6 separate regions of the Mus musculus genome follow, and all the other regions are linked to region 1. The links are chromatin loops, found by intact Hi-C in ENCODE. Cell type or tissue: heart. All regions are shown on one strand. Region 1 holds the start of Gm52613 (a long non-coding RNA gene). Region 2 has its middle 39 kb from the start of 1700061I17Rik. Region 3 has its middle 30 kb from the start of 1700061I17Rik. Region 4 has its middle 43 kb from the start of 1700061I17Rik. Region 5 has its middle 51 kb from the start of Palmd. Region 6 holds the start of Agl (amylo-1,6-glucosidase, 4-alpha-glucanotransferase).

Region 1 (4,000 bases):
TAATATGCTTTATTTTTAAGTTGGGAAAGTTAAAATTTTCTTCTGGTTTATGCAAGAGCTTCTGGCCTCCTAAATTCCTGTATTTACAAGTCAAGAAAATATTCACTGGGAGTGGAAAGAAATAGGGAGTGGATCCAGGGAAATGTGAGAGAGTCTTATTGTTTTGCGTCATGGGCAGCTTTGGCCCACGGATCTGGCTCCGTTGCTCAGACTGCCGTGTCAGGACTTTGGGTGGCCCCTTGCCAAAGGGAGGGAGGCATTGGCAGGTGCTCTAGCTTCAGATTCCTACTGGGGTCTAACTTTTGACAGAACCTACCTCCTGCAGGCCTGCACCCAGGTGTTACCCTCTTTGGGAATCCCCCGCCCCGACCACTCCTCTCGCAACTGCCGTTTCCATCCTCACTCCCAATGTCCCAGAGTTTCCTTATAAACCTTTCCGCTTAAATGCATAAGACACAAAGGACAATCACAAGTTGAGGAAAAGTGTGAGCAAGCGGGTTGATAGGCACATCCGTAACTATCTAAAGCTAAGCCTTTCAGTGAGAAGCAACACACCAGCCAACCCACCGCCCCTCTTCTCCTAACCGGGTCCGTTCTCTGCAAATTGACGCTAGTTCTCAGACCTCATCACAACATTTCCCAGAAATGCCCTGCATTCACAAGTCTATAATCTCCAGATGTAGGAGCATTTCCACTGGAGTACTTCCATATTAAGTGCTGTATTTTCTAACATTCCCAGAGTAATGAAGATACGGCAACGTGTTTCCTGTGGAAGGGGAGGGGATCTTTCTGTTCTCTGGGACCCCACTCAGGACTCGGATTTTGTTCTTCACCACGGACTGTGCTTACTTCCAAAGAGTAGCTCTGTGGCGATCAGTGCCAGTGTGACCTGCGTTTCTCCACACCCCCCTCAAAATAATGGAGAATTTGGTATCACCATTTCCAGTAACACTAAATATCAATTTCATGCTGGGTGTGTTGGCGCCTTTAACCGCAGCACTTTGGAGGCAGAAGCAGGCAGATCTCTATGAGTTCAAGGTCAGCCTAGTCTACATGCTGAGTGCCAAGCCATCCATCCAGGGCTACATAGTGGGTAAACATTGATTTCAACAGCCCTTTGTCTGTATAAAAATTAGTTATTTGCTAAATGCATACTAGCTTGAAAATAGCCTCAAGAGACTCTTGAGGTTCCAAGTATAATATTTAGTCAATGCAAGGTTGCTCTGTTTTCGATTACAGCTGGGAATGGAACTCATTGACTAACGAGTACTTTGGTCATCAACTCAGGAAATGAGGAGTGGCTTTAGGGGTGGAGCAATGAAGGCAGAATGTGAAGGTAATTAATTAAAAGAGTCAATTTGGAGCATCCAGACTTTAATGTCCTCCTCAAAATAATCCTTTCTGAGTCCTTTCATAATTTGGCCCTCATTGTCTTTAAACCATTGAAAAAATTTGTGAATGATCTTAAAATAAAATTTACTGGTATGGGAAATGAATGGCGTCACCACAGGGTTACAGTAGTTTTATCGTAATGCTACTTGGTTCAGCCAAATTATATGAAGATGAATTTTTTTCAATTATTTGTAGTTAAAAGAACACCTTTTTAGTTACTTGAGACCCTGTGGAGTAAGAACAATATTTACAGCTTATTTCATTTTACTGCCAAAAGTTAGAGAATCATAATTTAATAATAATAAAAAAATCAAACAGCTCTTGCAGTGTTAATGTTTGTTGTTCTTGTCCTTTTACAGTGAAGTCTCTGTGTTGTTGAGTCTTGGTGTCTTAGGGAATTAACATCTTTGCCGTCATGGACATATATAAAAATTATTTCAGTGTAGGAGAGCAGTTAAAAGATTATCTCTGAGTTTTTGTAATTTTAATGCCTTTCAAAAAATGAGATAACTCTTGAAAGTTCCCTGGGTACGGTGTGTTTTCTTTTCCTAGGAAGAAAGAATAGCAGGGGTGGCTTCCTGGGCAAGGCCAGGGCGGAGTAAGCTGGCATTTCCCAGGGTGTGCAGGAGGAGAGTGGTTGTATTGTTTCCATGGACACGGAGGAACTACTCCATTTCCCCTCTAGGTGGTGACAAATGTGACTGAGCCCTGTGAGGTGCAGGCTTATGGAAATTCGTTCCTATAAACTTTTGCCAGTTTTTACCCTACAGGCTTTAAGCAAGAATTTTACTTTCAAGCTAAGTTTTGTGACTGTACCTCCAAGACTTAATTAACTCTAAAGGGATATGTTTGGGCTCGTGGGATAATTTTTAAAAGTTTATTAATTTTAACAGTGAAAGTATCTCTATATTCAGGAACCTGCCTACCTACTCAATTCCTTTTAAGGCATTTTGATCTTCTATATCTAATTGCACCTGAAGCCTCAGTGAAAATTCCTTGGCTTTCTGAATAACTCTCAGCCGCCATCTACTTGGACCATGCCCTAGTTCACTAAATGCTCTAAGCTGCAAACCACACTTAGCAAGACCTTAAAATAAGATGTTCCCCAGTTCAGTAGCAGAGACACAGAAGAAGGTGTCTGTGTGCATCACCGAGTCAACTGTTTCATTTGGTTATCCGGGAGGTAAAGCCGTGGGGAGAAATGGAACCTAGTTGTGAGCGACTCACACGGCCCAGTGAAGTAACCTTTAGCCAACAGCTGTAATGTGAAAGGGCCATGCCAAGAACAACAGAGCACAGTGGAGTTCCTGTCCCTTCTAGGAGGACAGCTGAAGCTGTGGCCGGATTTAACAACAAAACAAAACAAACAAAAATCCAGGCCAAGGTTTTTAAGATGAAAGGAAAAAATACAGTAATTAGAATTCAGAAATTAAAAAGTACTCTCTATAGAAAGGTGCCCAGGCTGCTTAGTGGACTCTTGGCTCCTTTTCACTGGTGAAGAAAGTAGGTTTTTATTTATCCTTTCTGGGTAGGAGGGAAAAAACCCCCGCTATATTCCCTTAGTGTGTGTGTGTGTGTGTGTGTGTGTGTGTGTGTGTGTGTATGCACAACAAAACCTAAATTAGGATTTGCTTAATTAATTGTGAGAATTTGAGGAGCAAAGAGTTGGATAACCTCCTATCTACCTTGATTTAGTGTCAGTTTTTCAGAAAGTAGTTACTTCTTTTTTGACGGTTAATTTCAGTGTCAGAAAATGTGACGCACAGGGGTGTGGATTTGCCAAGTTGCTTTTCCTTGCAAAAATGCTATCAAAAGTTACAGCTAATAACGATAGATGACCAGGTCAGGGACTTCCAGGTTATCGTCACATACAGCAGTTTGGAAGCAAATGAGAAAAAGAATGGTATCATTTAAGAAAAGTGACTCATTTCTTGCTTTGATTTTTTTTTTCCCCAGAACAAACATCAAGTGTACTACTTTTCTTCCCGGAATTAGGGAAATATTTTCCAAGTCCATCTTGTGCATGGCTCCTGTATTGAGACCTTATTCGGACTATGTCTGTCCTTCTGTACTGGAAAACTGATCTGCGAGAATTACTCTGATGCGTGCCTTCGCTACTTTTCTTCTGTTTTAATACTTCGCATATATATATATGCATACATACATACACCAAGCTTTGCTTTAATTCAGTTAGGTTTGTCTGGAATATACTTTGACACATGAATAAAAATGTTTCCGATTTTCTTCCTTTTGATCTACCTCTTTAAAAAAAAACTTTTGGGGGTTCTATTCATTGCTTTGAAAAGTTTTCCAGTTAGGCATCTATAAGAACATTTGTCCGATAGAAGGAATTTGAAGAAAAAACCCTAAACTTCAGATATCCACAGAAGGTGAGGAGAGTTTACAAACTATTTATAAAAACAAGCAAACAAGCAAACAACCCTTGATTATCGTTTAGAATGCAAACACCATCTGTAAATTCCAGAACCATTTCCCTGGATCTCAGGTTCTGAAGCCCCAGTGTCATGGAGGGTCACAAGGGTTAAGAGAAGCAGACCAGAGTCCACGAAGGCTTAGTTCTGTTTCTCTACTTGGAAGGCCTGGGAGA
Region 2 (4,000 bases), 73 kb after region 1:
TTAGGGAAGGCTGAAAGAAGCTGAGGAGAAGGGTGATACTGTAGGAGGACCAGCAGTCTCAATTAATTTGGACTCCTGAGATCTCTCAAACACTGGACCACCAAACAGACAGCATACACCAGCTGATATGAGGCCCTCAAGATACATACTGTAGAGGACTTCCGGGTCTGTGTTCATTCAGAGATGATGCACCTAACCCTCAAGAGACTGGAGGCCCCAGGGAATTTAGATGTCGGGTGTGGTGGGGGGGTCAGGGCATCCACATGGAGATGGGGTGCGGGGTGAGGGGAGGAGGTTGTGGGATGTGGATCAGTTGGAGGGTGGATGGGGGGGACAGGGAATGGAATATGGAGTGTAAAAAATAAATTAAAAATAAAATAAAAAAAAAAGGAATTTGTGCAGAGTAATTCTCTCATTCTCTCTGTTATCTGGGAGCCACTGTCCATGACTCCTGCTTAATCCTCAGCACCACATATGAAATTGGTGGCTAAGAATCCTGTCCCATGTTTATATTAAGGATAACTTAGTATCAAGGTATCCTGTGGTTATGTCTTGGTCAAGAGTTTAGCTATGCTTTCTTTAATCTCAAGACCACTGAATTTCCTGCAGGCCATTAAACTGTTAACTTGCATATGGTAGCTTTTCTTAACTTATTTTTAAGACCTGTGCCAGTCATATAATGAACTTTTCCTGTTTTCCACCTTCTCTATTGTATAGGAATGGAGCTCACTGCCTATACTTGTTCCTGTGTTGGGAAGTTTCTCTATTCACAGTGCTGCTGGTTCTGCTTCACAGAGGTGCTCAGTTTGTAAACACTGCTCTCTCTCTCTCTCTCTCTCTCTCTCTCTCTCTCTCTCTCTCTCTCTCTCTCTCTCTCTCTCTGTGTATGTGAGAGAGCGAGAGAGACAGAGACAGAGAGACAGAGACAGAGAGACAGAGAGACAGAGAGAGAAAGGAGACAACTTTTGTGGATTTGGTTCTCTTCCCATATACTATGGACCAATAGAATGGTTCAAACAAAGGTTTAAGGTGATAGTTGTGGGATGCTCTATGAGATAAAATTCTTGGATGTTATTATTATCTCAGGAAATGTGAAACTTATCGAGTTATTTTGCAATGAAGAATAACAGTTCTGTCCCGAGAGAAGCTCTGCTCTTGGGATGAGGACTGAGCAAGAGGCAGATACTTGCCACATTATTGTAAAGTGGGAACAGAGTGCCCAGAGGGATATCTGGGAGGTGGAGGCTCTCTGGTTCCTGCCAGCAAGAACCTTATGACATCCTATCAGCTAGACTGGAGAGCAGGAAGACAAACATGAGCAAGGAGAACCTGTCCTCCCAAAAGAAGCTGGGCTCCTCTGTTCCTTCATCTTTGGAGGAAGCATTTTCTAGCAGACACTCACTATTATTCTTGTTTTGTTAGCCAAGTCATTGTCTAAGGTCTGGAGTGTGTTGTTTCACTTGTGTATTAAATTACGAACTAAGGTGTGGCTCTTTGACCTTCAGAACCTAACATTGCTCATGAGTAGCACTGTTATTGTAGACCAGTCCACTGCCAAGACAAACATCCTCTCTTCGTGACTCTGGCTTTAGAGGGCTTTAAGTCTCACCTCCCAAGGCATTTTGACTAGAAGAGAACTACTTCCCTTTACCAGGGTCTACAGGGGGAGTGCAGGCACAGTGTTTTTCTCCAGCAAGTTGTGTGCTAGGTAGACATCACTGCATCTCCTGCTTATTTTGTTTCCTAATGCTCTCAAAACAAAGGCTCTGACTGTCAATGCAAAGCTTCAGGTATGGCTCTGTGGGTAATGCTCTGCACCTTTAGAAAACATGACCACTTATTCCTGTAAAGAGCCCTTAATCAAACATTTAAGTAAATTAAATATTTGGCAAATGATGTCATGTACTACATTCTCTTGACCTTACTTAAAGACTTGGAAAGAGCATAATGCAATTAATTTTGTTCTAAATGCTTATCTATTGCCGTGGAACACCTCTTACCACATCTTTAAAGTCTTTTGCCTTTCACTGGAGTTATCAACACTTTAGGTATATTGTTTATTGGATTGTAAATTCTTAGTAAGGTACTTATCTTGTTTATCTCCTTGTTCAACTTTAACCTGGTTTAACCATATGTAGGAAGACAGGTCTTTAATAATGTCTGTAGGATTAATTTGTCACCAAAAAGAAAAAGAAGATGGTGTGTGGGGGTCTATGTCTGTAATCCCAGTGCTTGGGAAGTGGAGGCAGGAAGAGCAAGAGTTAGAAGCAATCCTGGGCTGCATGAGATCTTGTGTCAAAAAGGGGAGTGGAGTGGAAAGATGACTCAACAGTTAAGAGCACTGGCTGCTTTTCCTGAAGACCTAGATTTGGTCCCAGGTCCCACATGTCAGCTTCCAATTGCCTGTAATTCTAGTTCCAGGGCATGTAATGTTTTCTTCTAGACTTCATGGACACTGCATGTATGTGATACACAGGCATACATGCAAACAACACACACACACAAATAGAGAGATCATACATGAAAGGGAAACTCCCTCTAACCATTTTATCTCCTCATGTCCTGTGATGTTAACATATATACAGAAAGAAAGGATGCATGAGAACTAATTTTAATAATATTTATTTGTAACTTATGTGCTCAAATACTTTCCCTCCTATGATTCATTTTCAAGGCTAAGATAAATAGTGGATACTTTAATATTGGCTCTTTTATGGACATAGTTGAATTGGAAGCCTTTTTCCTGTGTAATGCTTACATTTTCTCTCTCTCTCTCTCTCTCTCTCTCTCTCTCTCTCTCTTTCTCTCTCTCTCTCTCTCTCTCTCTCTCTCTCTCTTTCTCTTTCTCTCCCTCTCTCTGTTTTGTAAATTTTCCATATAGGATTCTATTAGTTAGAATCTAGGCAGGAAAGCAGATCTAGAATAAGTGTTATAGTAATTATAGAGGATAAATATTTAAAAACTAAGGGAAGAGTTGGGTGTACAACTGTTACAAAAGGAAGGACATTAGGAACCAACAGAGTCACTTACTTTTCCCTTTAGAGTATTTGCACAGGTAAAGTCAGAGTTTGTGGGTAAAATCCGAAAAACTGTGCATGTTTCATCACTCAAGTGGAATTATAACAGAAACTCAAGTAAATATGTACAGAAATCTGCTGTATTCATATAGCTATGGTGTCTTGTGGAATGACAGACCAAAATTTTTAAGTAAGCAGGATCCACATTGATCAGCAGTGAGGAAGATGGACTGGGGACAGTGAAAGACAGATAAGAGAAGCTGGAACCTGGTGGTCAGTTTGCATTCTGTCCTTACAATATCTCAGGACAATGAGATCCATAGAATAATGCTCCCACCTACTAAGTCTTATAAAAAGTTTCTGCTTCTGCAAACATTAACCTAGAATCATATGGAGATCTTTCTGAAAATCTTTACTTCTATGTTATTGATGTTAATAATAGAATGATTTGGCATCATAATACTGTAATAATTCTGCCTATTGACCCAGTCTACTGAAATCATTTTTGGAATGTAGGAAGGAGCTCAGAAAATAGTTATTTCACACACTGGGTTATTTGGTATTTCATTGGCAATTCAGCCATGTTTTTTATGTTTATTCCCCAAGATCTGTAAGTAGTTTGGGGACTGTCTCTCATCATCTTGGTATTTGAACGCTTGGTCCCAGTTGGTGGCACTGTTTGGGGAGGTTTGGGTGGTGCAGCCCTGCTGGAGGAAGTATCACTGGGGGTGGGCTTTGTGACTAAAAGCCTCACATCATTTCTATGTTCTTCCTCTGCTTTGTGTTTTCACTAAAGGATGAAAGCTTCCTGCCACATGTCTCTTGCTCAGAGCCCTGCTTCCCACCGGGATGGACTCTTCACTCTTCTGGAACTAGAAGCCCCAATAAAAATTCTTTATTCAAACGGCCAGGCGTGGTGACACACGCCTTTAATCCCAGCACTTGGGAGGCAGAGGCAGGCAGATTTCTGAGTTTGAGGCCAG
Region 3 (4,000 bases), 140 kb after region 1:
ACACACACACACACACACACACACACACACACACACACACACGAGGATTTCACTTTCTGGGATTTCAGGCTGGGTCACATAGCCCAACAGTGCCAATTTTGGTGGGATCACATAGATTCAACTTGATCTCTGGAGAATTTAGAAATTGCTAACCACGGTGGAAAATTGCCCACAACTCCCCAGGAAAGATGTGAAACACCACGGCACAGGTAAATTTTTTTCATTTGACAAAACCCTAAATCACCATCCTTTGTATGGGTAAGCCATGAGCTAATGAATCCACAGCAGGGGGGAGGGGAACATGGAAACAGCATGGATCTCATTAAGGGAATGGGGGGAGAGGAGCTGGGGGGTGGGAGGAGAGAGGGGCTGATATTGGGATGTAAAGTGAATAAATAAATTAATGAATAAAAGGTTCTTTTGAGTGCCCATCTTCCCTGCCTGGGTTTGAATTCTGCGAAACTTCTATTTTATACCGTACTTGGGGGTAAAACAACTTCTAATGACTTCTTTGTGCTTTTCTTATGAGTTACTCTAGCCAACTCTGTTCTCCAGGAATACAAATTTACAATAGATATCAAAAGCAGAGATGGGCTTATAGGATGCCCCTCAATCCCAACTTCACACACAATTAGTACACTTTTAAGCTATGGTTTTGTAATTATTAATAGCCACAAGGTAATGTGTGACGAGTTGATAATGTGGAAGGTTGGCATGAGGATAGTGTTGATGACTGTCCTTTAAAAGGAAGGACTTGGTGTTTTAAAGACATAGTGAGTGAGTCCTTTGACTTCTGAGGTCTCTCTTCCTCCCTCCCTCCCTTCCTTTCCCCTCCCTTCCTTCCCCTTCCTTCCTTCCTTCCTTCCTTCCTTCCTTCCTTCCTTCCTTCCTTCCTTCCTTCCTTCCCTCCCTCCCTCCCTCCTTCCTTCCCTCCCTTCCTTTCCTTCCTTCTTCCCTTCCTCTTTTCCTTTCCTCCCCTCCCCCTCCCCTACCTTCTCCTCCCCTTTCCTCTTCCTTCCTCCCTCCCTCTCTTCCTTCCTTCCTTCCTTCCTTCCTTCCTTCCTTCCTTCCTTCCTTCCTTCCTCCTTCTTCCTCCCTCCCTCTCCCTTCCCTCTCTCCCTCCCTTCCTTCCTTATTTGGTGAGTACCTTACTATGCAACTTAAAGGCATAACCCTTCTATTGATATGATTTCTAGATGTTAACAAGACATCTAGACACAATGATTAACAAATGATCCACTAAGGGATGCATTCAAAGTCTATAAGGAGTTACATAATCAAAACATTTTATTTTATTATTATTACTAATGGGTTCAGGTTTCTTTTAATCTAACCTGAAATGCTGTTAAAGATTTTTTCCCAGAACATCTACTTTAATTTTGGTGGATCCTTAGTTTCTTGGTCCCTGGGGCTATGTATAGGACTCTGAGGGCCTTAACGGTCAGTCACATTTAGACAATGTGGTGTTGATGTTGCTATTTGGCATGGGTCAAGATGGTTAACGCTGGATATCCAGGTGGTTCTGGGAGTCAGCACAAAATGGGTGACACCAGATGCCTGGGGAACTCAAGAGTAGGCAATGATGTAATTTGCTGTGCAATGATCTCCAGCAGAATGCCACCTTTGTATGGGTTTAACTATGGTCAGAGGTCTCATCCTTGCCAGCCTGCCTGTGTGTGCCTGCCTATAGACAGATGTGCCTACCTCTGAGAGTCCTGTATGCTGATGTGCATGTGTGTCTCTTACTACTTGCCTGTGGCCTGTATGTGCTGATGTGTGCCTGAATACCTGCCAGTATCTGCCAGACGATTGGCCTGTATGTTAGCGAATAAAGTATGTGTTATCAGCCCCAGTTTCTTCAGCCTCCAGTCTTCCTGTGACTTCCTCTTGCTGGCTTCAGTTTGGACCTCACACTTCAGCTGCCCTAAGGGGATGGCAGAGCAAGAGCAGCGTTTGAACTGCATGTTCTTGCAGAAAAGAATGAATAAACTTTTGGATCTATCTTTTAGAAGTGACTTCATTTACAGCTGCCTTCACTGTCTTTGTTGCTGTTGTGAGGAAAACACCAGAGGGATTTGGCTGTTGTACATGTGGGGTGCAAAGCCCCAGAGAAAGCAAAAATTGGACTTTGTAATCTCGAGGCTTTTAGGCAGGAGGGGGATTATGAAGCAGCTGGCAAGAATCAAATATTCATTAGTTTAGTTTGTAGCAGCACTCAAATGTTTAGATGCTTTCTCATCTAGGGGAGGTCAGACTTTGCCCCAGAGACACGCTAATTGTGCAGAGCGTATTGGGCTGGGAGCACTGGCGTGAGTTGTCTGCAAATTGGTCATTTCCGAGATGTTTTTCATTCTCATGTAAAATACATAGTAGACTGCAAGCTACCCTATCCAACGTATAGGGGAAAGTGGAGGTAATATTTTCAGAAATGAAAATGCATACATATCCTTGAGTATGACTTTTAAAAAGAAAACAGTGCTCTCAAACAACATATACCTCTGCATCTGAGAACAGTCATTTTTAGCTCAGTGTGCTAATCTTCCAGGCCATTTTATATCTTGCCCTGACATGGCACCTCAGGCTCTTCTTAATTCTCACAACTCATTCATTGTTGTTTGGCAAGATATAATAGTATATCGTGTTTACTTCAAGTAAAGCATCGAAAGTCGCAAGGTAGGTCATGGCAGAGTTTACATGCAGTGCTAATTCCCCTGTCCATAAACGCACAGTTCCAAACTTGAATGCATATGAAAATTCTATAGGAGGCTTGTTGAAAATGCGCATATCCCGGTGAGACACCTGGAAGTCCTGGCTCACTGTGCCAGCTGCAAGGGTGGGGAATACACTTTAAACAGCTCCCTGGCCATCCTGAATGACCTGTGGCAAGAGAAGAGCGACATCACAGGGATAAGGAGGAATTTTCTGACAGCACAAAGAGTGGTTGCTTGTGCATCCCCCCAAACATTTTTCATGATTGCAAGAACAATATTCTTTATGGCATCAAATAAAACACAGTTGATTCACATATGAAGAAAATGGTGTTTTTCTTCCTGCAGTCTGCTCGATTCCACTGTTGGAAGAGGGGACCAGCTCACTCTTCTGTTGTAGGAGGTTTAGATTGATGTCTAACTTTACTGTCAACATTCCAAGGGGCGGCATTTGTTTTCAATGTTCATGCCGAATTAGGAAAAAATGTGAAAGTAATCAGAGCAAATTAAAGCCTCTGCCCCGAAGCCCTGAAGTGTTTCTTTTAGTGGAAAATCCACTGATAACCCTCCCAGGCCACGGATAAAAATGCTGGGCCCACCCTTTTCCGGGTCTTGTTTAGTTTTATTGACTGCGATCAAGCTTTGCAACGGGAAATAAGAACATTTTAACTTCTCTAAAGGCCTATGCTCCTTCCAAGAAATATCGAAGCAAATCAAAGGCAGGATGGGGGCAGGGAGAGGGGGAAGAGGTGAGAGGGAAGAAGGGAGAGGAGGAGAGGGGAGAGAGAGGAGAGAGGAGCAGAGAGAGAAGAGGAGAGAGGAGAGAAAGAAGAGAGAGGAGAGGGAAGAGGGAAGAGGGGAGAGAGGAGCTTGGGCTCCTTAGCCTCTGTTTCTGGATGACAGCCATTCTACAGCCTTAGATGCACTATGCTGTTGAAATTGGAAGCCAGCACCACTCTGTGTATCAAGAGAAACTGAGCTTTTGGCTTGAACATACACCATCTCTTATTTAACCTCAGATTTTCCTGGTTCTAATGGGAATGGCTTTCCTTTCTGCTGTGAGCACTAGATTTACAGTGCTAGAATAAAACTCCATGTTGTATGGGGGCTCCCATGCTGTGCCAGGGAAAGAACAAAACCAGCTAATGAGGTAGGTTTTACTTATGTCAATAAATAGTTGCCATGAAGATGAGTTTCCTGTACCCTAGCAAAGATGACATATTAGGAAATTTCCTTTGCCATCTTCCAAAGTAAATGATTCTGTTTAATTTTCTCATCAGGAAAATGAAGGC
Region 4 (4,000 bases), 150 kb after region 1:
AGCTTGTCATAGTACAACCATGGCTAGTTGAAACATTCACAACCATCACTATAGAAACTCAAAGACCAATCCTGTCTCTTCCGAGAGACTCTACGCATCCCAGACGCTGGTAATTGAAACTTCCCGCTCGTCAGTTTCGTTGTCATCTTGTGTTAAACTTTCCTCCTCGTCAGGTAGACAGAAGGGGGAGGGGGTGTTAGAGTGGGCACTGAATGATGGGCTTCTGATCATATGAACTCTGAATCTCTTCCTCCTGCCAGACCACTGCCGAGTAAGGGGCAGACACAGGACTGTGCAGTCACACATGTGCACCTGCGTGGATAAGGTGTGGGAGGCACCCAGGGCAGTCACACATGTGCACCTGCATGTATAAGGTGTGGGAGGTACCCAAGGCAGTCACACATGTGCACCTGCATGTATAAGGTGTGGGAGGCACCCAGGGCAGTCACACATGTGCACCTGCATGTATAAGGTGTGGGAGGCACCCAGGGCAGTCACACATGTGCACCTGCATGTATAAGGTGTGGGAGGCACCCAGGGCAGTCACACATGTGCACCTGCATGTATAAGGTGTGGGAGGCACCCAGGGCAGTCACACATGTGCACCTGCATGTATAAGGTGTGGGAGGCACCCAGGGCAGTCACACATGTGCACCTGCATGTATAAGGTGTGGGAGGCACCCAGGGCAGTCACACATGTGCACCTGCATGTATAAGGTGTGGGAGGCACCCAGGTATTGAACAAGTGTCAGAGTGCAGTGTGGTTAATAGCTTTTGGGACTAGATGAAACCTGACAGCTTCACAGTTCTGTTTGACCTTGAATGCTGTTCAGCTTCTCAGGCCTAGTGACAGACTCTACCTTCTTAGCATGTTCACAAGGACTGATGAGTTAGATCATTTGTCGGTTATGTAGTACTAGGGGGAGGGCTGAATCTACACTTTATAGCATCCTTGTGCAAGTTAGTGAAACAACACAACAGATTTGGTGGTTTTGGAGTTGCTTGTTTTGGAAATACGGTCTCACTCTGCAGCCCAGGGTTGGTCTTGAAAAGGCAGTCATCCTGATTGAAGTAATAAATGTAGTGCTGGGAAGTTGAGCAGGCATTAAACACATGTCTTGTTGTTCTAAGAATCTCGATAAGTGTTATGGCTATGCTCTCAAACAAGAGATTCAAGGTGCATGAACTGTATAGCTCTGGCAGGTCGGCCAGCTTCAAGGCTCCCAAACCCTCAGAGGGCAGAGAGGTCAGAGTACAATGTAGAGCTTCCAACTGCCGACCTTTGCCCATTCTACATCAGATGTTGCCTCACTTTGCCATAGAGATGAAACACGCTTCTGTCTTGCTCTTACCTCCCATACAGGGAAAACCAGGCTTCATACACCCTGGGGCATGAAGACTAGCAGAAGAAACCGGATGTCAGCAAGGCATTGGCAAAGGATCTATTATCATTGTTACACATGCGAAGGTGTTTCATTTTTCATAAGGTTGTGGTTGTAAGCCTTCGCAAGCAAATGACTAAGGAACGAATCTCTACTGGCTCCTTCCTGACTCTTCTGAATGTCTTCCCTGTGACCTCAGACAGCGGTCGTGAACTTGGAGGTCATCACCCCCTGGGGGGGGGTTGCATATCAGATATCCTGCTTGCTAGCATTAGGAAGGTTGAAAATCCGCTGCCTTGGAGCCTGCGTCTCCTTCTCAGCTCTTCTGTCCTGACTAAGTCCAGCATCTCCTCATCAACAGCAGAGAATGTGCATGACGCTCCCTCTACTCCCTGCATTCAGGGTTGCCCTGCCTCCAGCAGCCTTTCCACACCATGGCTGTCTGGCTTTGAATTTGTCTTTTGTTAGCACAATTTGGTCACTGAGTTAATTTTTATTCAAATCTCAGTGGCCCTAACACATCACACTGGTGTAATAGGGAATATACTGACAAGGCTGGAGATTTTTAAGTCACGTACACCGAATCCACACACATTGCAGCCCTCTCTTCAAGGGAATGCAGGATTCCAATGAGTCTGAGAATAACTGCAGAGGAAAAGCCTGAACTTCTCAAAAGAAACCAGATGGTGGCAGCATAGAATGCACAAGGAAGGCCAGGACCAACGGCAGCTTCCAAACATGAAACTACTAATTAGTGATGAGAACACCATCAGGAAAACCGGTTAAGAACATGCAGTTTAGTTCCAGAAATACCTGCTTTTGGCCTTGTTTCCATCCTCACTGGCGGCATGAACTTGGGCAAGCCGATTAATTTCTTTAAGCCTCATTTCCTCATCTACACAATGAGGATGACCATAATTACAGGAGTGTTTTGGGATTATGGGAGAAAATGTCTGTGATATGCTTAGTCTATGCCTAGGAAACAAGCAGTTCAGGGACAGGCAGGCAGACAGACAGATAGAGATATATATGATGAGTAGTTTTATGTCAATTTGACACAAGCTAACGTCATCTGAGAGGAGGCAACCTCAATTAAGAAAATGTCTCCATAAAATCAGGCTATAGGCAAGCCAGTAGGGCGTTTTCTTAATGAATTATTGATGGCAGAGGGTGCAGCCCATTATGAGTGGGGTGATTCATGGCCAGGTGTTCCTGGATTCTACAAGAAAGCAAGCCAGTAAGCCGCACTCCTTCACAACCTCTGCATCAGCTCCAGCCTCCAGCTTCCTGCCCCATTTTCCTGTCTTGGCATCCTTTGATGATGAACAGTGGTGTGGAAGTATAATCCCTCTCCGACTTGATTTTTGTCATGGTGTTTCATCACAGCATTAGTAGTCCTTTCCAAGACAGACAGATAGACAGACAGACAGACAGGTTTTTATTTTTACTTGAAACATTGTCTCCCCCGAACCTGGTGCTTTCTAACTGAGTTAGATTGACCGACCAGAAAATCTATTTCCACTTATCCACTGTTGTAATTACAAGCATATCCTGCTGCACTTGGCTTTTAAAGATTGTATTTTAAATTTTATTTTTAGTGTGTGTGTGTGTGTGTGTGTGTGTGTGTGTGTGTGTGTGCGCGCGTGTGCGTGCGCACATGCAGGCTTTCTGGCTTTCTGTGTATGGGCCTATGAGTGCTGATATCTACAGGGGCCAAAAGGTGGCACCAGATCCCTTGGAACTAGGGTTAGGGATGATTATTGCAAGCCACTTGATATGGGCGCTGGGAACCTAACTTGGGCCGTCTGCCAAAGCAGTAGGTGCTCCTAACTGCTGAATCGTTTCTGTCCCACCACTTCGTGACTTTTTGCAGTGTTCATGCTGAGGGTCAAAGTCACATCTTCATGATTGTGCAGTAAGCACTTTATTGACTGAGCCATTTACCCAGCCCTGAGCATTGCATTTTTCAGGAATAGTTGCTTAAACATTCCCTAAACTGAGCATGGATACCTAGGGCAAAGGAGGCTCATTGTCTAGAGAACTTAGAAATACTTCTAAATGCTAACTGAATTCAGTCTTCACTTCTCAATCACCATGCGCTGGCAATGCTAAACATTAAAAGTGATAAAATATTTTTCCTTATAGTAACTTGGTTCCTTTAAAAACTTGAGGATTTCATTATCAGCCAAGCATTTTAGATGGATGCTTCTGGCTCTTTGCATTGAATCCCTCCTTCCAGGCTGATTGCACAGATTGCTCAATGGAGGTACATTATACACTCCTGCCTTCCATGACTTATCTTTTTTTTTTTTTTTTTTTTTAACCACACAGTTCCTATGACCTCAAATACCTTATAACCTTCTTTTCCAATTACCTACATCTTACTTTTCTTTTCAGGGACCAGTGTTTAAAAAAAAAGCTCCATTTTCTGGGGAGCTTTCACCATCTGCTGATTTCACAGAGAGATCTCCCTTGTGAATGTAGCTATTTTGGCCTCTGGCATCTGCTGTCTTGAGTGAAGCATATTGCCTCTTTTTCCCTATATGAAGGAGGAGCTCATTCACAGAGTTGGGGTTTATTTCCATAATCTAGAGAAGCTTTAGGTTTCAGTATCATCT
Region 5 (4,000 bases), 54 kb after region 1:
TCAATGAACTGGTATAGAAAATAAGAATGTAAAGATCTCCCATGCTCATGGATTGGCAGGATCAACATTGTAAAAATGGCTATCTTGCCAAAAGCAATCTACAGATTCAATGCAATCCCCATCAAAATTCCAACTCAGTTCTTCAACGAATTAGAAGGAGCAATTTGCAAATTCATCTGGAATAACAAAAAACCTAGGATAGCAAAAACTCTTCTCAAGGATAAAAGAACCTCTGGTGGAATCACCATGCCTGACCTAAAGCTTTACTACAGAGCAATTGTGGTAAAAACTGCATGGTACTGGTATAGAGACAGACAAGTAGACCAATGGAATAGAATTGAAGACCCAGAAATGAACCCACACACCTATGGTCACTTGATCTTCGACAAGAGAGCAAAAACCATCCAGTGGAAAAAAGACAGCATTTTCAACAAATGGTGCTGGCACAACTGGTTGTTATCATGTAGAAGAATGAGAATCGATCCATACTTATCTCCTTGTACTAAGGTCAAATCTAAATGGATCAAAGAACTTCACATAAAACCAGAGACACTGAAACGTATAGAGGAGAAAGTGGGGAAAAGCCTTGAAGATATGGGCACAGGGGAAAAATTCCTGAACAGAACAGCAATGGCTTGTGCTGTAAGATCGAGAATTGACAAATGGGACCTAATGAAACTCCAAAGTTTCTGCAAGGCAAAAGACACCGTCAATAAGACAAAAAGACCACCAACAGATTGGGAAAGGATCTTTACCTATCCTAAATCAGATAGGGGACTAATATCCAACATATATAAAGAACTCAAGAAGGTGGACTTCAGAAAATCAAATAACCCCATTAAAAAATGGGGCTCAGAACTGAACAAAGAATTCTCACCTGAGGAATACCGAATGGCAGAGAAGCACCTGAAAAAATGTTCAACATCCTTAATCATCAGGGAAATGCAAATCAAAACAACCCTGAGATTCCACCTCACACCAGTCAGAATGGCTAAGATCAAAAATTCAGGTGACAGCAGATGCTGGCGAGGATGTGGAGAAAGAGGAACACTCCTCCATTGTTGGTGGGATTGCAGGCTTGTACAACCACTCTGGAAATCAGTCTGGCGGTTCCTCAGAAAACTGGATATAGTACTACCGGAGGATCCAGCAATACCTCTCCTGGGCATATATCCAGAAGATGCCCCAACTGGTAAGAAGGACACATGCTCCACTATGTTCATAGCAGCCTTATTTATAATAGCCAGAAGCTGGAAGGAACCCAGATGCCCCTCAACAGAGGAATGGATACAGAAAATGTGGTACATCTACACAATGGAGTACTACTCAGCTATTTAAAAGAATGAATTTATGAAATTCCTAGCCAAATGGATGGACCTGGAGGGCATCATCCTGAGTGAGGTAACACATTCACAAAGGAACTCACACTATATGTACTCACTGATAAGTGGATATTAGCCCAAAACCTAGGATATCCAAGATATAAGATACAATTTCCTAAACACATGAAACTCAAGAAAAATGAAGACTGAAGTGTGGACACTATACCCCTCCTTAGAAGTGGGAACAAAACACCCTTGGAAGGAGTTACAGAGACAAAGTTTGGAGCTGAGATGAAAGGATGGACCATGTAGAGACTGCCTTATCCAGGGATCCACCCCATAATCAGCATCCAAACGCTGACACCATTGCACACACTAGCAAGATTTTATCGAAAGAACCCAGATGTAGCTGTCTCTTGTGAGACTATGCCGGGGCCTAGCAAACACAGAAGTGGATGCCCACAGTCAGCTAATGGATGGATCACAGGGCTCCCAATGGAGGAGCTAGAGAAAGTACCCAAGGAGCTAAAGGGATCTGCAACCCTATAGGTGGATCAACATTATGAACTAACCAGTACCCCGCAGCTCTTGACTCTAGCTGCATATGTATCAAAGGATGGCCTAGTCGGCCATCACTGGAAAGAGAGGCCCATTGGACACACAAACTTTATATGCCCCAGAACAGGGGAACACCAGGGCCAAAAAGGGGGAGTGGGCGGGTAGGGGAGTGGGGGTGGGTGGGTATGGGGGACTTTTGGTATAGCATTGGAAATGTAAATGAGCTAAATACCTAATAAAATTGGAAAGAAAAAAAAAAGAAAATAAGAATGTTATACTTATGCTGTTCATGAGGTCCTAAGTTAATTATGGCAGTATTAAAATATATTTTTGGTGCCTTTTATATATTTTCAGGAGTCTTAGTAAGGAATTGGTTTAATTTAATCTCATATTCTTCAAATGTCCCTTGACTGAGCTCCTGATGGTATTTACTTCCTGTAGGGCTAATTATAAAGCAATTAGCTTCTAATGAGGTTTTGCTTCCTGACTCTGTTTACCTGCACAGCCTCCACATCCGCCCATTGATGCCAAATATGCGGAAGGAAGCATCTCTTGCTTTCTTCCTTTGATTTTTATATGAGTGCTAAAGTCCTGGTAGAACAGTTAAGGAGATTCCTTAACAGCAAACAGAGTCATGTGTTCTTCTCTTTCAGTTTTGATGGTTTGCAATAAACTTATTTCCGCTACTGATCTAAGCAATCAGAAAATGGAACCTCTGGCTCTACGAACTCTCCCGTCCGTCCTGATGCTTAAGTTGGAGTAGAAAACTTTTTATTGTTTTTGGAGGTAGGTCTTGTTCTGTAGCTCAGTCTAGCCTAAAACTCACTATGTAGCCCAGGCTGGTCTTCAACTCATGGCAATTCTCCTGTTTCAACCTCCTGAGAGCTGGAAGCGTTATTCTGAGCATTTCTCAGCACAGAACTGGAGAACAACCTTAAATCACTATCCAGCTAAACAACAATGGGAACATCACTGCTACTGCCAGGACACCTTTATAGTTCTAATCAGACTGTCATGAAAAGAAGAGTGTTAATATAAGCTGAACACCTACTGTGTGTCAAACATTTTATAAGACTTTTAACTTCATATTTCATTTTATTTAATGTTCAGTGCAAGACTAGAGCGGGATATATATATATATATATATATATATATATATATATTTTTTTTTTTTTTGCAGTGTAAATAATTAGAAATTGGCGAGTTAAAGCTTTGGGAATTTAAATAACATGTTCAATGTCACATATCTACTAAATTGAAGGCCTTAGATTTGAAATACTTCATGTAAAAATCTGTATACTTGCCACTATAGCACAAATTTCATGCATATTTTTATGCCCTTTAAAGTCTTATTCCTTGATTTATGGGACTAGCCTTGTCACCTTACTGTGTTTCCTAAGTCAAATTTGTGAGTGAATTAGTAATTTCAGATCATCATAGAAAGAAAATCCATGGCTTTATAGTGGTTGACTCAGATATTTTTTTCTTATGGAACCCAGGATAACTTATAAGGCTATCTGTGATTTCTCTTTAGTAGCATAATCATAAGGAGAAAATATACCTTTTAAGTATTTCCATCCACAGTTACTCTATTCTACTCTGAGGTTTAAGGTGAAGGAAAAAGAATATACGTCATTATCTAGTATATGTAATTGATATATAACTTTGCAATGTATAATACAAAATATATCTACATAGATTCAAAGGCTGAGATTAACATGGCTAAATGCCATTTGCATCTGTAGGTGAAGGGGCTCACAGAACAAGGTTCAAGAATGCGTTGTTTTTTTTTTTTTTGCATTTTCTCATTTGAAAAATAAAAATAAAATTATGTAGTCACACCCTCACTCCATTCCCAACTCCAATCTGAGAACAGTGGTTCATTCCATCCATATTTTCAAGCTGTGTTCTTCTGAAAGGCCTCGGGTGGGGTGGGAGGGTATCCTCAAGTGGAAACAATTTTGTCTGTAAGGGAATTCAGCTTTAAAATTGAAGCGAGGCATTTGTTCCCTCTGATGCCATGGCAACCAGAGGGAAAGCACAAAGTCCAACAATGCTATGAAATGTGTCTCAAGAGTGGGTATGAAGGAGGCAACCTTGGACTTCTGTTTCTTCGCATT
Region 6 (4,000 bases), 160 kb before region 1:
AAACAAATAAAAAGTCTGCCTCCCAATCCTTGTCATTATACTTGACTTAAAAGCTTCCAAGAAAAAAGTGACACTTGAGGCCATTATTTCAGAGTCCTCAGCATTGAGGCTAGAGCCCAGCCATGGGAATGCATGGTTTCTATGGTAGATGAACAGAGCAAGAAGGGAACCAGGCACACGCTGGCAATGACCTGAAATGAGGAAGACAGAGAGCCTGAGGAGAGATGCCAGAGTGAGAGGAATACTGAAGACAGAAGAGAAGGACAAACCAACCCCAGGGAAGGGCAGAGTCAGGAGAGCCAAGCTGGAGCCAGAGCTCAGTGACCCAAAACCCCGAGCAAACCTGGAAGACAAGGGCCGTTCAGCATCAAGGCCACACAGTAGATGGCTTTCCAAAAATCTCACTTTTAAAAAGTATTAAAGAAAAAAAATTCTTCAAGATGTTTATCAATGTTCACTGAATTCATCCAGGAGACTGATTTTTGTCTTGATGCATAAAAAAACTTCCTCCTTGTATTTTACAAGTTATATTTATAAATTATCAGTGGACTGTTTTCAGTATTGAATGTAAAGCGTCAGTTAGCGTGTCTGATAGTCCTGCAAATTGATCTTTGATCTTACCTTTAGTTACATTTTTCTGTCATGCTGGGGCTTGAACCCAAGACTTTGCTTGTATTAGGCAAGTCCTATACCACTTAGCTATATCCCTAGCTCAATGTAGTTCTTTAAGTGATGGCTCCAACATGTTTCAACATCACCGAAGAGGTTTTTCCACTTTTTATTTGGCTTCATCTTCTACTTGCTTGAGAGGCTCCTGATAGGGTTAGCAAGCTCACTACGCCTTTTGCTGTACTCTACTCTCCCAGCGCTGAAGCTCAATAGAGGAAAAGAGTTTGCTCTGAAAAGCCACCCTACAGATATATGCAAAGCTACATTATATATGATTTCACGAGTTATAACAATAAATGCTATTACTAATAACATGCTCAATCTTTTAACTGCACACGCACTCTCTACCACTTCTTTTTCTCCCTAAGGTAGGGACTGAACCCAGGCTAGGCACAAGTTCTACCCACGAGGGACTTCCTATAACCTGTAGTGTCTGCCTCCGGTGGTCGTCTGCAGCAAGATGAGCTGAGCTATCTTTGTGCTAACGTGACAGGTCTATTCTTAATCAACATTCATTCCTCACCACCAATGTACCTACCATTTTGGCACAAATCAAGATCTATGAAATTTCAGCTAACTTAAAGTTATTTGAGTGCGCGAGTGTGTGTGTGTGTGTGTGTGTGTGTGTGTCTGTTCATGCAGAGGACTGAATCTACAGCCTCATTTATGCTAAGCATGCATTCTACCTGCCAACACCCAGTCCCTAATTTTAAGTTAAAAAAAAATCTAATAGAACGCCAATGCATTAAAAGACATAAAAAGAGCTAATCAAACAACTTGCAACGGACCTTGTTCAAGTCTGAAGAGGGTCTTCTCTAGCTTCTCCATCTCGTTCAGTAGTAAAATTCGAATCTGCTTACTGTGTTCCATTTTGGCTTCTGGAGGATTCGAACTCTTTCCGTAGAACTAAAAGGACTCCAAAGTGGAATGAGTTACCCCTATAAAACAAAGTGGAATTATTTAAAAAAAAAAAAAAAAGGAGAAGAAGAAGAAAAAAAAAAAGAAAGAAAGAAAGAAAAGAAAAGAAAATATGACCTAAAACTCTCTGGAGTTGACAGCGGCACTTACATGTCCTAGATAGGTTTAAAGCCAAGAAGAGCAATGAGAAAGAGCAAAATCTTGTCAGTAAAGCCCAACAAGGGAGAAGTTTCTTCTCTCTTGGAGCAGAATAAGAAAGCCTGAAGCAAAGATGTAGAGTCTTACACTCAGTTCAAAACAGAGCAGACCAACAAAACCCCTAAAGCATTCTCAGAGAAAAGCAATGCATCCGCGAAAACCCTGGAGTTCAGTGGCATAAATTCCGTTCCTGAGCCAGGGGGCCCTGAAAACTCCAAATGGCACTGTAGCCTCCAGCAGATCAGGCTGCTGAACAGGTGGAAGAGCGCCCAGTTCCCAAATTCGGGTCTGAAGCCACCAATAGGGAGGTGATTGGAGAGGTTAGCAGTTGCTGTCCCGGGAATAGCTGCGGCGGCGGTGGCATGCGATGTACAGAGCGGCTATAGATAGAAGGAATGCGCGTCCGGAGACGGACGCATTCCAGGCACTTACGAGCGGGATAGACGTGCGGCGTCGGGAGCGGGAGCCGGAGCCGGGTACAGCGGGAACGCCGGACGCAGCGGCGGCCCGGGGAGGGCAGGGCGGCCGTGAAGGGCACGGGGAGGGGCGCCGGGACCCGGGCCAGGGGACAGTGACAGGCCAGGGCCGCCGAGACTCCGCCCCCCGCGGCCGGAGGACGTGCCGACTCCGCTGGGCCCCGGACTAGCCTGGGGGGCGTGGCCCTGCCTCCCCGCCCACTTCCGGGAGCCATCGCCCCCGCTAGCACAGACCACTGATCTCGCGAGAGGTGGGCACGGCTTGTGGGTTTGAGGGGGTCTGGGCTTTGGGAACTGTCATTGCCCTGATGTGCGATCGCTCTGCCTCTCTAGGAAAAGTGAGTTCAAGAGCGAAGAAGAGCTGGGATAATGTTTAGTTAGGGACGTTCTTTCTGGGAAGAAAATGCAAAGTTGGGAAAACCAAGTTTCTTAAAATTCCCTGCTTGGCTTCATTAACCTTGTGACACACTGGTCGCTGGGAAGAGGGGACCTCAGCTAAGGAACTGCCTCCATCAGATTGGCCTGTGGGCTTGTGCATGGGAGCATTTTCTTGTTTTATGGTTGCTATATGGGAGGAAAATAGGCATGGCCACCCCTGGGCAGATGGGCCTTAGTTCCATAGGTAAACAGGCGGCCCAGCCCGGGAGGAGCAAGCCAGCAAGCTGCACTTCTCTATGGTCTCTGCTTGAGGTCCTGCCTCTGGGTCTTTCTCGTTGAGTTCCTGCTTTAACTTCCTCCAATAGAGCACTGTGACCAGGAAGTGTAAGCCAAACACTTTCTTTCCCCAACTTGCTTTTGGTTCAGGGTTTTGTCACAGCAAACATGCATTTTTATTTTTTATTTATTTTTATTATTATTATTTGGTTACCGTTGATTTAAAGACAAGGAAACAGACTCCCTCAAAGGTTAAGTAACATGCTTAAAGCCGCTTCATGAACAACGGAGTGTATGTGATTTCAAGTACATTCCCGATGATTTTGGTTCACTAAACCCTTCATCTAAGGTTGGCATTATTTTCCGTGGCTTGATATCAATAAGGACTTGGTAAAATGGAAGAATGAGTGTGCATTCTAGCTTATAAAGACGTTCTGGTTTTTCTGTGACAGTCATCTCAAGATTTCTCCTTCAGGTCTGATGTTCCCTTAGGCGTCTCTTCTGCTGTGTTCCTAGGAAGTGTGGAGGCCAGAGTGCGCCCTCTGTGAACTGGCTACAAACTCCTGCTTGACCATGAAATCCCCCAGTTGAAGGCTGCCTGCTAGACTAATGAACCCAGCAGGTCTTCGTTTGGGGAGGGTTGAAGAATGGGAGCCGGTGACTCAGATACCACACTCTATCGCTGTATGTTGGGTTTCTCTGATTTTCTTTTTTAAATGTAGATTACCCAAAGCGTTCTGATCCATAACTTCTCCATCTGAAATGTGGAGCATGGGTGCACGCTCTGACACTTTATCTGGTACAGATTCATCACACTATCCTCTGGCCAGCTCATTTTGCTGCTCCCCAGTGGATAGCTGTTCTCCAGGGCTGCAAAACTAGCCTTTCCCATTGTCCTGCCTCCAGCACAACTCACATGGTATGTCTAATGTCTCAAGTAGATAGCGGTGATTTATCCTTCTGAAAGTGCTTAAATTTTTCACGTGTTGTTAATTCTACTCAACTTTGGAGGTTTCATTTTGTGAAATAAGGAGAATAGTAAGTCACGGACATCTGCTTTGGTAAGAGACTCCTCGTAGAGTGCT

The links. Hi-C counts contacts between places; a loop is a spot of excess contacts. Peaks named below come from ENCODE experiments on the same cell type or tissue, not always from the same donor. Only the 100,000 strongest peaks of a DNase experiment are listed, where the experiment ranks them.
Region 2: it touches region 1 in a loop (2.9-fold over the local background); 6 of 42 quality-filtered maps call a loop at or near these places.
Region 3: a loop joins it to region 1, with 2.3 times the contacts of the local background. A loop is called at or near these places in 3 of 42 quality-filtered maps.
Region 4: a loop joins it to region 1, with 3 times the contacts of the local background. A loop is called at or near these places in 5 of 42 quality-filtered maps.
Region 5: it touches region 1 in a loop (11-fold over the local background); 6 of 42 quality-filtered maps call a loop at or near these places.
Region 6: a loop joins it to region 1, with 2.7 times the contacts of the local background. A loop is called at or near these places in 2 of 42 quality-filtered maps.

Annotation. Positions count from the first base shown.
Region 1 is chr3:116,964,378-116,968,377 of GRCm38, forward strand. All of the region lies in intron 1 of Palmd (palmdelphin), which reads right to left. It overlaps Gm52613 (a long non-coding RNA gene), which reads left to right and starts at 2,645. Exons shown (of 2, transcript XR_003954544.1): 1 at 2,645-2,895; 2 at 3,349-3,639. It overlaps 4930455H04Rik (RIKEN cDNA 4930455H04 gene), which reads left to right and starts at 3,890. Exons shown (of 3, transcript NR_040596.1): 1 at 3,890-4,000. In heart, a CTCF peak has its summit at 2,080; DNase peaks (open chromatin) are centred at 234, 2,034 and 2,654; H3K4me3 peaks cover 764 bases; H3K27ac peaks cover 581 bases.
Region 2 is chr3:117,037,227-117,041,226 of GRCm38, forward strand. No RefSeq gene overlaps it. Among named protein-coding and RNA genes, the nearest start is that of 1700061I17Rik, 39 kb to the right of the region's middle. In heart, no CTCF peak of the experiment used is centred here; a DNase peak (open chromatin) is centred at 1,545.
Region 3 is chr3:117,105,898-117,109,897 of GRCm38, forward strand. No RefSeq gene overlaps it. Among named protein-coding and RNA genes, the nearest start is that of 1700061I17Rik, 30 kb to the left of the region's middle. In heart, no CTCF peak of the experiment used is centred here; no DNase peak of the experiment used is centred here.
Region 4 is chr3:117,118,514-117,122,513 of GRCm38, forward strand. No RefSeq gene overlaps it. Among named protein-coding and RNA genes, the nearest start is that of 1700061I17Rik, 43 kb to the left of the region's middle. In heart, a CTCF peak has its summit at 2,070 (motif pointing right); no DNase peak of the experiment used is centred here.
Region 5 is chr3:117,018,120-117,022,119 of GRCm38, forward strand. No RefSeq gene overlaps it. Among named protein-coding and RNA genes, the nearest start is that of Palmd, 51 kb to the left of the region's middle. In heart, no CTCF peak of the experiment used is centred here; a DNase peak (open chromatin) is centred at 2,392.
Region 6 is chr3:116,805,811-116,809,810 of GRCm38, forward strand. It overlaps Agl (amylo-1,6-glucosidase, 4-alpha-glucanotransferase), which reads right to left and starts at 2,356. Exons shown (of 34, transcript NM_001081326.1): 1 at 2,218-2,356; 2 at 1,458-1,607. The coding sequence starts at 1,539. In heart, no CTCF peak of the experiment used is centred here; DNase peaks (open chromatin) are centred at 2,381 and 2,831; H3K4me3 peaks cover 3,201 bases; H3K27ac peaks cover 2,810 bases.